Linked DNA regions of Homo sapiens: region 1 is linked to region 2. A link is a contact called in ENCODE Hi-C or POLR2A ChIA-PET data. All regions are on one chromosome and are shown on one strand. Each heading gives the region's core, a stretch centred on a gene start or an enhancer-like site at or near the end of the contact. The rest is flanking DNA. Distances are from core to core; before and after follow the strand shown.

Region 1 (5,328 bases), core at 613-3,112, 96 kb after region 2:
ACTCTCTCTCGCTCTCTCATGCTCTCTGTCACTCTCTCTCGCTCTCTCTGTCTCTCTTGCTGTCTGTCTCTGTCTCTCTCGCTCTCTCTGTGTCCCTCTCGCTCTCTCATGCTCTCTCTCTGTCGCTCTCTCTCACTCTCTGTCTCTGTCGCTCTCTCTGTTTCTCTTGCTCTCTCTCTCTCTGTCTCTCTCGCTCTCTCTCTGTGTTTCTCACTCTCTCATGCTCTCTCTCTGTTGCTCTCTCTCACTCTCTCTGTGGCTCTCTCTCTCTCTGTCTCTCTCGCTCTCTCTCTTGCTCTCTCTGTCGCTCTCTCTCGCTCTCTCTGTGTCTCTCTCTCTCGCTCTCTCATGCTCTCTGTGGCTCTCTCTCTGTCTCTCTCTCTCTCTGTTTCTCTTGCTCTCTCTCTCTCTCTGTCTCTCTCGCTCTCTCTCTGTGTCTCTCCCTCTCTCTCGCTCTCTCATGCTGTCTCTCTCTTGCTCTCTCTCACTCTGTCTCTCTCTCTCTGGTCTTCTTTGAAGTCTTTCATTAAACTTTAATAATTTTCTGCTCACAGATCTTATATGTATTTTGTTAGGTTTATTCCTAAGTATTTTTTATTTTGGGGTTTGAATTTTCACATTTGTGTTTGATGCCCATATAGAAAACTGCAAATGACTTTCGAATGTTGATTTCTAGATTGGAGCATCTTGTTAAACTATTTTAATTCTCATAATTTGTGGATTGCAGTATTTTTTGTAAGTAATCATTTCCTCAATACATAGTTTAGTTTCTTTGTTTCCAATTTTTAATATCCATTGTTTCTTTTTAAAATTTATTTTATTTATTTATTAATTTATTTATTTTGAGATGGAGTCTCTCTCTGTCACCCAGGCTGGAGTGCAGTGGCGCGATCTCGGCTCACTGCAAGCTCTGCCTCCCGGGCTCATGCCCTTCTCCTGCCTCAGCCTCCCGAGTAGCTGGGACTACAGGCGCCCGCCACCACGCCCGGCTAATTTTTTTGTATTTTTAGTAGAGACGGGGTTTCACCATGTTAGCCAGGATGGTCTTGATCTCCTGATCTCATGATCCACCCGCCTCGGCCTCCCAAAGTGCTGGGATTACAGGCATGAGTCACCGCGCCCGGCCCGTTGTTGCTTTTTCTTGTCTGGTGGTGAGTGGGTCCTCAAGTTCTTTGTGGGTTAGAGGCAGTGAGGGTGAGTTGTCTCATTCCTGATTTTATTTAAAAATGTGTAATTGTGATGGTTGCTGTGCTTTGTTTTTTTTTGTTTTTTTTTGGTTTTTTTTGCGTATTCCTTTTATAAAGTTAAAAAAATTATTTTATTCCTAGTTTGGTAAGAGTTTTATCTTAAAATACTGTTGAATTTTATCAAGTATTTATCTTGCCTCTATTGAAATTGACATGTGGTTTTTCTTTTTGCACTGTTTTTGTGGCAAATCACAAGGCTGGGCCATGGAGTGACTATCTCCTGGGAGACTCGGGCGGGTGAGCTGGTCATGCCTGAGCTCCACCCAACCTTCTGCACTCCTCAGTCTTCCGATTCCTTCTCCACTTCCCCGAGGAACTCAACTGTTGGATTGTAGGGAGCACAGAGGTTGAGAGGCTTTCGGGAGACCTGGGAAGGTGGGCTCTGGACAGGAGAGGCAGGGGAGTTGCTGCCTGGCCCCTGCTTTGTGCAGCACCAGGCACAGGCTCAGAAGATGCTGCCGCCACACTCAGGGCTCCTGGATGATGCCACGGGCAGAGGCTGACCCAGAACCATTCAGGAAAGACATCCCAAGTGGTGTAGTCCAAGCTTCTCCTGCGCTGTGGGAGGAAAGCACATGAGGGTGGGGGTGTGCAGGGCTGTGACCAGCAAACAGGCCAGCACGGCCTGCTTCTGGTCACTGGCCAGGCCTGCCCTGCTGCAGAGTGAAGACTTCCTGTAAGGCCACCCGGCTGCTCCCTCCCGGCGACGGCTCTGCAGTGAGGCCCACGCCACCCGGCTGCTCCCTCCTGGCTATGGCTCTCCAGTGAGGCCCACGCCACCCGGCTGCTGCCCCCCAGCGACGGCTCTCCAGTGAGGCCCACCTGCCATCCCCCCGCACGGGTAAACAGAGGCCTGTGAGTCGGTGTGGCAACCTCCAGTCCAGGCGAGCTGCTTTTCTAGGTCAACACTGGTCCTCTCTTGCCATCCTGTAAATCAGATACCAAGTTTAAAAGCTGACCACAGAAAACCAAACATTGTGTGTTCTCACTGATATGTGGGAGCTAAGCTGTGAGGACGCGAAGGCATAAGAATGATACAGTGGACTTTGGGGACTTGGAGGGGAAGAATGGGAGGGGGCGAGGGATAAAAGACAACAAATAGGGTGCAGTGTATACTGCTCAGGTAATGAGTGCACGAGGATCTCGCAGATCAGAGCTCAAGAACTCACTCCTGGAACCAAATACCACGTGTACCCCAATAACTTATGGAAAAATAAAATAAATAAATAAGTAAATAAATAAATGCTGACCACACCCCATGTAAAACAGCAGGGAAGGGCTCAAGGAGGGGAAGTGGTGGGAGGAGAAAACGTGCGTGGCTGCCCCAGCCCCGCCGCCGCCTCTGCACGGCACGGTGTCCTGTCCGTGGCTCCATAGCCATTGTGTTCTCAAAGGGACTGAGCCGTTATTCGTCCTTTTCTTTGGGGTTGTTCCAAAATGCCATCCATGGTCGGGCGCAGTGGCTCATGCCTGTAATCCCAGCATTTTGGGAGGCCGAGGCGGACGGATCACCTGAGGTCAGGAGTTTGAGACCATCCTGGCCAACATGGTGAAACCCCGTCTCTACTAAAAATACAAAAATTAGCCAGGCGTGGTGGCGGGCGCCTGTAATCCCAGCTACTCAGGAGGCTGAGGCAGGAGAATCACCTGAATCCAGGAGGCAGAGGTTGCAGTGAGCTGAGATCACACCACTGCACTCCAGCCTGGACGACAGAGCGAGACTCTGTCTCAAAAAAAAAAAAATAGCAAAACATAAAAACAACAAAATGTCATTCATGAACTTTGGCTTCCAGGTGGTCTTGGGGAGACTCCAGGCTCAGCCTCCTCCCGCTGCTCCCTTGAAGGAGCCGTCCTGACTGTCCTTGGCCGCCTGAGCCCGCTGCCCCAGCAGGAGGTCTACTGCTCTGGTGGCAAGAGGACTCCTGGGCCTGTGGCTGTCCAGGCGTCCCCTTCAGGGGAAGCGTGTGTGTGACGTGAATACTCCGCACCACCTCAGCACCTGCAAAACCCAGACGTGCTGACGCGGGGAGCATGGGCTTAGCCGGTGCGTCACTAGGGCCATGGTGCAGGGAACCACCCTGGGCCTACGTGTCCCGGCTCTGGGAGAACATCACACATGGACCTGGCCCACCTTGTGGGACCACACCCTCCAGAGGCCTCGTCCTGTAGACAGCTGTCACACATTGTCACACAAGTGAGCCTTCAACAGCCCATGATGGGGGTGACGTGGCCCAGGTACAGCAAGGGAACGCATGGGCCTGAGCCCTTTCTCTCCCTTTCCTCTGTGGAATGGGGCCCTGGGTCGCAGCTAATGCTTTGTGGAGGACCATGACAGCTGCTCAGACTCTGCATGTGGTGTCGGCAGAAGTGCCATGACCAGGGACAGAAACTCATGTCCAGAGGAAGCGTCTATTCCAACCGGGACACATCGTTGCACCCTCCCTGATGGAGGGGTCCAGTGAAACCAACCTCCCCCCGTGACCGGCTCATCCCGTGGGGAACAGTGCAGTTTCAGGCCCACAGCTCTGGCTCTCTGCTGTTGGTTGTTGGGCTTTTGGCCGTGGTGGGGGGCCCATGTCTGAGGCTGGGCGCAGCTTCCATGCTCACTGCTGTGGGCACTGCCCAGGAGCCATCAAGCATGCCTGGGGTGGCTGGTGACATCCCCAAAACAAGCCGTGTGTTCAGCTGGCTGTGATGAGCCTCCTCCGTGGACACGCAAATATCCCCACGTCCTGTGCCCCTCTGGAAAGGTTCGTCCACAAGTCTCTCCCCAGCCTCCTTGTCATCAACCTTTCAAACAGATGGCTTCCAAGTCCCGGACCATCCGGCAAACCGTTAGCCACATCCCCTGAAGAGGTCTGGTCCTGTCCTCTTGTCCAGGCACAGGACACAGCCAGTGAGGCCGCCCCAAGCGCTGCTCGCTAGGACGACGCCCCTGTCCTGCCTCCCTACAGGGCCATCCCCAGATGAGGCTGCAGCATTGCCCCGTGTGCTCTCAGCTGGTGCCAGTGTTGTCTGGAACTGTCTGGACCTACCTGGAAACTGAGTGTGAGTGTTTGATTCCTCACTCCCCTGGTGGCTGGGAATTGCCCTGGAAGGCACTGGTGCTTGTGGAGGGAGAAATGGCAATGTCTGGGTGTGGGTGCTGTGGGCCTGGGTGCTGTGGACGTGGGTGCTGTGCACGTGGGTGCTGTGGGCCTGGGTGCCGTGGGCCTGGGTGCCGTGGACGTGGGTGCATGGCACAGATGGGCGGCCACCTGAACGAGTGGGAGGAGTGCAGTCCCAGGCCCTCCCAGAGACTGTGCCATAGTCTCCACCCCAAGTGACGGTGGAGGGATGCTGGGAACGGTAAGCTTTAATGCTTGGTGAATCTTGCATTGCCTCATTCATGACCGGTAGGTCACGTGGTCATCTGACACTTCCATCTCTTCCGAGGCCCAGTGGAAAGCCAGGAGCTGGGTCTCCAAAGGAAAATGGTTACTTTCAGAAGAGGGCATGATTTTTCTCCAAAACGCTGGGTGGCTGAGCTGGGATTCTTCTGAAGGGTTTGTCGGAAGCTCCACACGGCATCCCTGTCTGACACGGACCTGTTGTCACCGTCTGATTTGCTGAGACACGCGTGCAGAGGTGCCTGATGGCAGCCTGGACCTGCTACAGAGCCTTCTGCTGCTGTAGGCCCCTTCAAAACTGACAGCCTCGGAGGCTTCCATATGGTCGAAGCAGCCTGCTTCAATATGGTGCATGAGCTCTCTGGGGTCTAAAAAGGCCTACCAAGCAGCATTGTGCCACCTTCTTAGTGCAAAGAACAGGAAGTTGGGTCAAGTATCTTATTATTATTATTATTAATCATTATTGTTGAGACAAGGTCTCACTCTGTTGCCCAGGCTGGAGTGTGGTGGTGCCATCACAGCTCACTGCAGCCTTGAACTCCTGGGCTCAAGCGATCCTCCTGCCATGGCCTCCCAGAGTGCTGGGATGACAGGTGTGAGCCCATGCCTGGCTGGGGGCACATATCTTCATATATCCCAGACCACAGGATGTCTAGAAATTTCACTGAAATGACAGAATCCTTCATTTTGTG
Region 2 (5,090 bases), core at 641-3,140:
AGGGAAGGGGCTCCCCAGCAGGGCTCCCCCTCTCCACGTCCATTGGCAGAAAGCCTGGGGCCGCTCTCCTAGCCAGGCCAGGGCCCGGCTGAGCCGAGCCACATGGCACAGAGCTCCCCGCTGCGAACCCAGGTCCAGGTGTCCCCCTGGGGAGGGTGGGTGGAACCAGAGCCTTCTGTGAAGCCCCCCATGGCTTGCCACTGTGGTTGGCTGTCAGCAGGAGGGGCCAGAAGGGTTGACCCTTAGCTAGAAGAGGCAGGAGGAAGGGTCAAGGGCTGCTTAGGGTCAGCAGGATTGGAGGAGCTGGTTCAGACAGGGGAAGTGCAGGCCACAGAAGACAGAGCCGGGAGCCAAGGGACCCTGGGGGCCCAGAGCTGCCCCATCCTGAGAAGGTGAAGCCTCACGTGCCCACAGAGCAGGCCACTGTGGACAGAAGGGGGCGGCCGTCTGGCCCAGGACCCCAGAGGCCCATGTGTCACCATGGCTGGGCAGAGAAACGGCGGGGCCAAGGTGGCTGATGTGAGGGCCACCCTGCGTCCACAGGTACTCAGCAGAGGCCCAGGCCATGCAGCACCAGTGCACCTGCTGCCAGGAGAGGCGGGTCCACGAGGAGACGGTGCCCTTGCACTGTCCTAACGGCTCAGCCATCCTGCACACCTACACCCACGTGGATGAGTGTGGCTGCACGCCCTTCTGTGTCCCTGCGCCCATGGCTCCCCCACACACCCGTGGCTTCCCGGCCCAGGAGGCCACTGCTGTCTGAGAACGTTCTGCCTCCATCCCCATGCTCTGTCCACCTGGAGCCAGGATGTGCATTGTCTGATCATGAAAACCTTGGGCCTCCTCTGCGGAGCCCCCCGGCCTGTGTGTGGCACCCCGCGCTCCGTGCTCCTGCTGCCCACCCCGTGGGTGAAACCGGCCCCAGAAGGGTGAGGGGCCAGCAGGACCCCTTTCGGGAGGGCGCCACTCAGGAGTCCTACCCTGGGAGAGCCTGTGGCCCACCTTGGCCTTGCCCCTCCCTGATGTCACTGGGACGCCCTGGAACAAACTAAGCATGTGCGGGCCTATGTGTCCCTGCCACGGCCGGAGCGCCCGCGCAGCACGGATTCCAGCTGGCCACGTCCGGCCGCTGGGGCAGACAGGCTGGTCCAGGCAAGGCCAGCTGCTGCCAGGAAGCTGCGACAGGCAAGGCGGCCGCCTGTCCATGCCTGCTGCAGGGTAACTCAGGGCTGAGGTCGCAACGGCCAGGTCAGAGAGGGGTCAGCATCCCAAAGCCCCCTCTGCTCAACCCAGCCCAGTTTTGCAAATAAACCCTGAGCATTGAGTACGTTTCCTGTCCTGACGTCTTTTCTTGCCTACCGTCTTTCCCAGGCTGTCCAGGTCCTCTGTGGGCTGCTTGCCTGGGGCCTGCAGGCTGGAGGACACATCCGGGGGGCAGTCCAGGACCCCCAGCAGCCACTGAAGGACCAGGAAGCCTCTGGGAAGGCCAGGCAGGGTGGGGGACAAGGAGCCGCTTGGTCATCCACATGCCCCTGTGGGCACCCCGAGAGTCAGTCTTGGGCTGTGGGAGCACTGCCCAGGGGACAGGGGGCAGGGGGCCGCCAGGACTCAGAGGTCACCCCGGCTGTTATTTCCAGTGTAGGGGATTGTGTGAGGAAACCAGCTCATGTAGGAAGATGGAGGCAGTCAGTGGGGCAAGCAGGCGACCAGGCCCGGTCAGCGGGGAGGCAGCTGCCCCCCAGGGCAGGTGCACGGAGCCAGGTGCAATGCTCCCAGGCTGGTGCTGGGCCCTGCGGGGCCGCCTTTCACCCTGTTCCACGCGCACCTCTCCGGGAATGCTTTCCTTGGGGCACTTGCTACGCAAGCGACACGTGAGCTTGCTGGCTTCCTGTCCCGCCTCCTGTCCCGCCTCCTGTCCCGCCTCCTGTCGCGCCTCCTGTCCCGCCTCCTGTCCCACCTCCTGTCCCGCCTCCACACGCACGGGCAGGGCTTTCTGCCCTTCCTTTCTATTGCTCTGTCCAGAGCAGAGAGCACCCGGTGCAGACAGCAGGGTATCGGGGAGCCTGTGGGATGGGTGGGGTCAGCAGCTGGGGCTGCAGGTGTGGGCAGGGAAGACAGTGAAGGTGGTGCCAGCCAGGACCTAGGCATAGCAGGATGCAGGGAGCTTTGGACACAAAATGACCTCCTACTGGGCAGGGGGTGGCTACAGGCAGACCGTGGCCTGGGGAGACAAAAGCAATGCTCGTGCCTGGCTGCAGAAGCCTGTGGTGTGGGTGCAGAGCGGGGCCTTCCCCACACCGGGGCCTGCCTCTGCCCTGTGCCCTTGGGTGGGTCCTGCCCTGCCCAGGAAGTGATGCCATCACACTGTACATTTACAGAGCTCCCAGCTCCTGGGGGCCCAGCCAGGCCCCTGCCAGCGCTCCAGAGCTCCAGCCTCTCCTGCCCTCCTTGCCGAGGCCCAGCAGGGCCAGCCACCCCAGGACTGGGCTGGAGATAGGCAGGGGCCTGACAAGGTTGCAGGTGGGCTCTGGTGGGCGGTGGGCTAGGTTGGTCACCACTGGGGTGAGCTTCTATAGGTTTACCCTGCGTCTCCGAGGCTGATTGTCTGGAGGTTGCGCCAGGTCACTGCCTGACCTGGGTCTGCATTCCGCCACGTGTAAACAAATGGTTTCCGAAACCTCAGTCATTCCCATGGTGCGATGGTTTCCTTAGACCCATTTATGTCGGTGTATGGGTACAAGCACCCCTCTCAGAGGCCCATGCTGTGCTGTCTCTGTGCCCCAGAACCGTATCATTCAATCCTGACAATACCCTGTGTGGTGTCTGCTATTGTGTCTCCCACTCCACAGATGGGAACACTGAGGCACAAAGCAATGAAAAGGTGTGGTTCTGTCAGGGGGAAAGCTGGGCTCACATCCAGGCAGCCCAAGTCGAGGCCACACTCAAAACCACAGGGCTCTGCAATGCCCCAGAGCAAGTAACTATAAAAATAAACACAGTGGGCCAGGCGCGGTGGCTCATGCCTGTAATCCCAGCATTTTGGGAGGCTGAGACGGGCGGATTACGAGGTCAGGAGATCGAGACCATCCTGGCTAACACGGTGAAACCCCATCTCTACTAAAAATACCAAAAATTAGCCAGGCGTGGTGGCGGGCGCCTGTGGTCCCAGCTACTCAGGAGGCTGAGGCAGGAGAATGGCGTGAACCCGGGAGGCAGAGCTTGCAGTGAGCCGAGATCGCGCCACTGCATTCCAGCTTGGGTGACAGAGTGAGACTCCGTCTCAAAAAAAATAAAAATTAAAATTAAATAAATAAATAAACACAGTGAATACAAACCAATGTTACTTAGACTTTAAAGACGTTTTAAAAGGGATTTCTGGTTTCCAGATGGAAAAGTGGGCCTGTCTTCCCCTACAGACACAGAAACTGTGACAATGATAGAAAGAAACTTTAAAATAGCAGCAATTGAAAACAAGAAACTAAATCATCTGCAAAGCCAGCAGATATCCCGAAAAGGAAACATTTGGGAAGTGCTGAGAGGGGGGCCCAAAACTTTTTGTATGAGGCCATTCTCGCACTGCTACAAAGAAATACCTGAGACTGGGTAATTTATAAAGAAAAGAGGTTTAACTGACTCACAGTTCTGCCTGGCTGAGGAGGCCTCAGGAAACTTACAATCATGGTGGAGGGTGAAGCAGAAGCAGGCACTTTCTTCACAAGGTGGCAGTAGAGAGAATGAGACCTAGCAGGGGAGATGCCAGATGCTTAGGAAACCACCAGATCTCGTGAGAATTCACTCACTATCACGAGAACAGCATGGGGGAAACCACCCCCATGATCCAATCACTCCCAGTGTCCCTCCCATGACATGTGGGGATCATGGGGATGTATTAGTCCGTTTTCACACTGTCTTCATACCCAAGACTGAGAAGAAAAAGAGGTTTAATTGGACTTACAGTTCCACATGGCTGGGGGAGGCCTCAGAATCATGGTGGGAGATGAAAGGCACTTCTTACATGGCAGTGGCAACAGAAAATGAGGAAGAAGCAAAAGTGGAAGCCCCTGATAAACCCATCAGATCTCGTGAGACTTAATCACAATCGCAAAAATAGCACATGAAAGACTGGCCCCCATGATTCAATTACCTCTGCCTGGGTCCCTCCCACAACGTGGGAATTCTGGAAGATACAATTCAAGGTGAGATTTGGGTGGGGACACAGCCAAACCATATCATTCTGCCCTGATACCTCCAAATCTCATGTCCTCACATTTCAAAACCAATCATGCCTTCCTAACCATCCCCAAAAGTCTTAATTCATTTCAGCATTAACCCAAAAGTCTGCAGTTCAACATCTCATCTGAGACGAGGCAAGTCCCTTCTGCCTATGAACCTGTAAAATCAAAAGCAAGTTAGTTACTTCCTAGATACAATGAGGGTACATGTATTGGGTAAATATAGCTGTTCCAAATGGGAGAAATTGGCCAAAACAAAGGGGCTACAGGGCCCATGCAAGTCCAAAATCCAGCGGGGCTGTCAAATTTTAAAGCTCCAAAATGATCTCTTTTGACTCCAGGTGTCATGTCCAGTTCACGCTGATGCAAGAGGTGGGTTCTCATGGTCTTGGGCAGCTCCTCCCCTGTGGCTTTGGAGGATACAGCCTCCCTCCTGGCTGCTTTCATGGGCTGGTGTTGAGTGTCTGTGGCTTTTCCAGGCACATGGTACAAGCTGTTGGTGGATCTACCTTTCTGGGGTCTGGAAGACAGTGGCCCTCTTTTCACAGCTCCACTAGGCGGTGGCCCAGTAGGGACTCTGTGTGGGGGCTCCAACCCCACATTTCCTTTCTGCACTGCCCTAGCAGAGGTTGTCCATGAGGGCCCCGCCCCTGCAGCAAGCTTCTGCCTGGACATTCAGGTGTTTCCGTAAATGTTCTGAAATTGAGGCGGAGGTTCCAAAACCTCAGTTCTTGACTTCTGTGCACCCACAGACTCAACACCACATGGAAGTTGCTAAGGCTTGGAGCTTCTACCCTCTGAAGCCACAGCCTGAACTCCACGTTGGGCCCCTTTCAGCCACAGTTGGAGAGGCTGGGA

The links. Hi-C counts contacts between places; a loop is a spot of excess contacts on that map. ChIA-PET counts read pairs that join two places held with the same protein, here RNA polymerase II (POLR2A).
Region 1: a loop to region 2 is called in a map of HepG2, with 5 times the contacts of the local background. The contact joins two enhancer-like sites. A Hi-C loop is called at or near these places in 1 of 168 maps with a recorded cell type or tissue (HepG2). POLR2A ChIA-PET finds 5 or more read pairs at or near these places in 4 of 52 experiments (CD8-positive, alpha-beta memory T cell, Panc1 and WTC11).

What each region holds. Positions count from the first base shown.
Region 1 is chr11:1,356,514-1,361,841 of GRCh38, forward strand. It overlaps LINC02689 (long intergenic non-protein coding RNA 2689), which reads left to right. Exons shown (of 5, transcript XR_930972.2): 2 at 4,202-4,295. Among named protein-coding and RNA genes, the nearest start is that of LINC02689, 8.9 kb to the left of the region's middle. RefSeq lists enhancers at 2,722-3,223, 3,224-3,723. Within about 2 kb of position 1,863, at least 2 of the 41 ENCODE cell types and tissues checked have a DNase peak (open chromatin) inside an H3K27ac peak, as active enhancers do.
Region 2 is chr11:1,260,846-1,265,935 of GRCh38, forward strand. It overlaps MUC5B (mucin 5B, oligomeric mucus/gel-forming), which reads left to right. Exons shown (of 49, transcript NM_002458.3): 49 at 544-1,327. The coding sequence ends at 763. Among named protein-coding and RNA genes, the nearest start is that of MIR6744, 6.8 kb to the left of the region's middle. RefSeq lists enhancers at 1,358-1,863, 3,758-3,817 and a silencer at 1,645-1,794. Within about 2 kb of position 1,891, at least 26 of the 41 ENCODE cell types and tissues checked have a DNase peak (open chromatin) inside an H3K27ac peak, as active enhancers do.